Linked DNA regions of Homo sapiens: region 2 is linked to region 1. A link is a loop called in an ENCODE intact Hi-C map of the cell type or tissue named here. Cell type or tissue: K562. All regions are shown on one strand.

Evidence for each region. Peaks named below come from ENCODE experiments on the same cell type or tissue, not always from the same donor. Only the 100,000 strongest peaks of a DNase experiment are listed, where the experiment ranks them.
Region 2: a loop joins it to region 1, with 3 times the contacts of the local background. A loop is called at or near these places in 4 of 110 quality-filtered maps.

Annotation. Positions count from the first base shown.
Region 1 is chr1:173,329,353-173,331,852 of GRCh38, forward strand. All of the region lies in intron 2 of LOC100506023 (a long non-coding RNA gene), which reads right to left. It also overlaps a transcript of TNFSF4 not described here. Among named protein-coding and RNA genes, the nearest start is that of TNFSF4, 120 kb to the left of the region's middle. In K562, no CTCF peak of the experiment used is centred here; a DNase peak (open chromatin) is centred at 1,229.
Region 2 is chr1:173,411,508-173,414,007 of GRCh38, forward strand. All of the region lies in intron 2 of LOC100506023 (a long non-coding RNA gene), which reads right to left. It also overlaps a transcript of TNFSF4 not described here. Among named protein-coding and RNA genes, the nearest start is that of PRDX6-AS1, 49 kb to the right of the region's middle. RefSeq lists an enhancer at 2,297-2,346. In K562, no CTCF peak of the experiment used is centred here; no DNase peak of the experiment used is centred here.

The sequences.
Region 1 (2,500 bases):
ATGCTGTATTGTCTAGGGAATGATGACAAGGAAAAATAGCCTGTACATGTTCAGTGCAGATGCAATTTTTTAAAATACTTTTTATCTGCAGTTGGTTGAATCAACAGATGCAAAGCCCATGGTTAAGGAGGGCCAACTACAAAAGGAGAGTGAAAACAGAGAATGTACTGCGGCTATATAAAATACCAAAAAAAAGAAAAGCAATGCAAAATTAGATATAGTTGTCTATTAGAGCAGGGTTTTAGGGGATTTTTTTCACCTCATATACAAGTGGAAAACAAATTTAACAACTGTAACAAACTTCATGTAATATGAGCACCTTCTTCAGTTCAATAGGCAATTATTGAGACCCAATAAATATTAGGCCGTAGGATAGGTTCTGTTATCTGTAAACAGCCTTCTGTGTTGCTACTAAGAAATTTCAAGAAGAAATATGGTTTTTTTTAACCATGAGACATTTGAGTCTCAACCACAAAAAAAGAAAAAAAAAATGCAGGAACATTTTACTGAGATATACCAGACTCAACAATTTAGTTATGCACTTCCTTAAAAATGCCAGTGTCATCACCTGTGGTCTAGACATTTTTCCCAAAATAAGCATAATCAGTGATGCATAAACTCTACCCTTTCTTCGGTCATATTTGTGTAATGTAAACAGATCAGCTCCTGTCCATAGGATTTGTTCAGGCCATAGGGGAGTAACACTGGTACTTTCAAAAATAAAACCACAAATTAAAAACACAAAAAATAAATAAGTCCAATTTGGAGAAAAATAGGGAACTCCTCAAATAGCAACCCACTTTGTTGGCCAGAAATGTTCATAACTGTTCAAAAGCAATTCAACATACTCAAAAATAATGATTACCATTCATGTTAATTAATATTGGTATTAATAATGCTTTCACTAATTTTTATTATTTTTTATATCACATCACAATTTTAATACTAAATATTAATTGACAATATTAATGGTATATTATATATTGTTATATATGTTTTGTTAATAAATTATTAATATTAATACTAAGTTAATATTAATATGGTTGCACATAATTTTTTCATTAGTCTTCACAAAATAATTAATACCTAATTTTATAAGTGATAAAACTGAGGTTCAAAGAGGCTACATAATTTGCAAAATGTCCAGCATCTGGAAAAGGTCAAAGCATTTTCTAACAGAAAAAGCAGATGTTGCCAACTTGCTTAGTCATATCCTGTGCTTCAGCACTCTGCCTCCCTGAAAAACTGAAGCTCCTGAAATACAGTAGAGCACAAAGTAGGTCCTAACTGGATATTAATAATTATAATTATGACTAGCAATGTGGTTCCAAAATTATAAATTTTAAATCTGATATCTAAGCATAGTGAAAGTGCATTGCAAAGGAGAAGAAATATAGATAGAAAAAATGTATTTTAATCTAGTTAAAATGTCAAACTTCAGTATATTCTTACCCCTATTTAGCAAATTTTACTTCTTTACCTTCAGATGCCAATTTAAAATAATATGCTTCTTTCTTCTTTTCTTTTCTTATCTTTTTTTTTTTTTTTTGAGACAGAGTTTCGCTCTTGTTGCCCAGGCTGGAGTGCAATGGCGCGATCTCGGCTCACTGCAACCTCCACCTCCCAGGTTCAAGCAATTCTCCTGCTGCAGCCTCCTGAGTAGCTGGGATTACAGGCGCCCACCACCATGCCAGGCTAATTTTTGTATTTTTAGTGGAGACGGGGTTTCACCATGTTGGCCAGGCTGATCTCGAACTCCTGACCTCAGGTGATCCACCCGCCTTGGCCTCCCAAAGTGCTAGGATTACAGGCATCGGCCACTGCACCCAGCCTTCTTTCCTCTTTTCAAAACCCAGAAAGTAAAAGATGTATAGTCTCAGAATGTTGTGCCTTTCGAATTCGTATTTCAGTACTTCCAGTTTTCTGATCGAGTCTCAGTAACAATTACTGCAAACTTCTGTTTTTAAAAGCAGTATTGTATTTTGGTTTTCTTGGAAAACACCACTGGGAAGGTACATACACACTGTTATCACAATGACGCATCTTCAAGAGGAAGTGAACACATTTAATTAGGACATGAAAGATTTGGAAACCTTAGTAGTCAAAAATAAAACTAGACACTTCAGAAAGGAAATCTAAACTACTTTCCTTTCAAAAGGACTAAATGAAAGTTCATCAAAATAAAGTTAAGAGCCAACACATGAAAAGAGCAAAGTGATTAATGGTGTCCCTTCATCAAAACTTTTGGAATTTAACAAAGATTTTTGTTCTTCAACTCAAAATTGGCATCTCCTTCAGGGGGCAAGTTACTATCACTTTTACTTACTTATCTCTAGGAGCCTTAAGATAAAGAGAAAAAGTTTGCAGTCAGAAGACATGAGTTCTATTTCTTTTCCTGCAACTTGTCCAGCTGTGTAAAATAGAGAAAAGAACAGATTTCTGCCTGATTTACAGAGCTATAATGCCTCTCAGACATGATAACATAGGTGAAACTTCTTTG
Region 2 (2,500 bases), 82 kb after region 1:
GAAATAGTTAGGCTGAGTGCAGTGGCTCACTCCTGTATTCTCAGAACTTTGGGAGGCTGAGGTGGGCAGATCACTTGAGGCCAGGAGTCTGAGACCAGCCTGGCCAACATGGCAAAACTCCATCTCTACTAAAAATACAAAAAAATTAGCTGGACATGGTGACACACACCTGTAATCCCAGCTACTCAGGAGGCTGAAGCATGAGAATCACTTGAACCCAGGAGGCAGAGGTTGCAGTGAGCCAAGATCACACCACTGCACTCCAGCCTGGCCAAAGAGTGAGACTCTCTCAAAAAATAAAAATAAAAAAATTTTAAAAAGGAAATAGTTGGCCGGGTGCAGTGGCTCATGCCTGTAATCCCAGCACTTTGGGAGGACGAGGCGGGCAGACCACGAGGTCAGGAGTTCGAGACTAGCCTGGCCAATACGGTGAAACCCCGTCTCTACTAAAGATACAAAGAATTAGCTGGGTATGGTGGTGGGCGCTTGTAATCCCAGCTACTCAGGAGGCTAAGGCAGAATTGCTTGAACCTGGGAGGCGGAGGTTGCAGTGAGCTGAGATTGCGCCATTGCACTCCAGCCTGGCAACAGAGCAAGATTCCATCTCAAGAAAAAAAAAAAAAAAAAGGAAATAGTTAAAGGAATCTCTTCTGAGGTCAACTGCCCCATGTCTCATCCACTTGGCCTGCCTCTGATTTCAGCCACAACTATAGTAAATAGACAGTGCCTGCAAAGCTCAGACTCACCCTGTGACAGTGCCCCATCTCAAGGCCAGCCCTACAAGTCTATCTGCTTTCTGTCTTCGTTTCTGGCTCAGCCTCACTGCCTCACAATCTCAAATGCAACAAAAACATTTTACTTCTTCGTCCTTCAAAGTCATTAACTTGCGCATGATCTCAGAGTGTGCAAAGATTTTCTAAACAGAACAAATTAAAAGCATTAAAAGATTTTCTAAATAGAACAAATTAAAAGCATTAACCATAGGAAAGACTAGCGATTTGAACTAATATTCCTAAAAAGACATCGTTAGGAGAGTCAAAACGCAACTATGAGCTAAGAAAATATATTTGCAATATATGTATTTAGCAAAGGACTCATATCCAAAATAAAGAACTGCTGCAAGTCAGTAACAGAAAGATCAACAGCCAGCCACCAAAGATTACATATTATTCCATTCATATAGAATTTAAAAATGGGTAAAATTTCCATTAATGGTAACAGAAGTCGGAATAGTGATTATCTTTGAGTGGAGTATTACAGAGAAGGACTACAAGGGGAGGTGCTGGGCTGATGGAAATGATCAGTATCTCAATCTCAGTAATGATTCCACAGATGTATACAACGGATTTTATGTAAAATTCATCAAGTTGTATACTTTGTACACTTTGCAACAGATAAGTTTGAGTTCAATAAAAAAGGGGGTGGGAATCGAGGCTGTTTAGGTCACATACTCACTCCTGCATCCAAGGGAATAGTGTGTTGATTGGCTTGGGACGGGGTCCTATGGCCCATCCTGAGGGCTGAGGATGGAGCCCACCCAGACCAAAAATGGACAGAGGAGGGAATCTCCAAGGGGGATTGAAAAGTATTTGCAGAAGATGAGGAAAAAGATGTTCTAAGGGAGACAACTAATTTCTAATGGTCAGGACAGAGGTGGGCCTTACCTTTAGCAAGTGGAGCTGGAAAATATAGGAGAGAGAGAAAGACAGAGACACAGAGACAGAGAGACAGGGGCAGAGAGATGCAGAGTAACCAGCCGTCGGCTTTCCAATTCTTTGTTCTCACTCCTGTGAGTGAAGCTGCACTTCCTATGTGGGGGTTCTGAAAGGTTTCCCTGTATCTGTGGGGGAACTTGTTATTCTTTTTGACCATCTGGCATTTTGAGCCTGCTTTTAATTGTTTGGGGAAGTTCCCCACCTTATGAATCTTGACAGGAGGCAGAGTTGCCTCCCACTCTCAGTGCTGAAAATGCCAGTGTTCATGATCTAAGCTCAGCCAAGGAGACAGCAGCGCTCCAGAATCACAGAGACCACAGGGCACATCGGTGTGGAGGACTTGGTCATAGAAGAGTCTAGTCCAGCAGTGTCACAGCAGGCCAGTGTTCACAGGGTCAGAGGAGCGAGCAGCAGCAGCCGGCGCCCAGCAGCATAGCCCTGCAGTCCTCACGCCCCATTCTAAGGTGTGACGTTTGGCCCTTTTGCCAGCTGGCAGGCCCCACATCTGATCCTCCATCCTTCCTGCCAATCCTGTACCCCAGTCTATATCCTTTCAATAGTTCCTTTTTGGCCTAAACCAGCCAATCCATGTACACTGCTTGAAACCAGGAATCCTAACTGATAATAACATGCTTTCAGAAAATTCCCCCTTTTAGTTTATACAGAGAAGCAAAGCCTGAATCCAAAAGAATGCTTCTACTGTGTGAATTTTCCACACCATCATATGGTCACAAGGAAGGTGTCTGCTGGCAAAAGACCCTTAACACCCTACAAATCACATGACA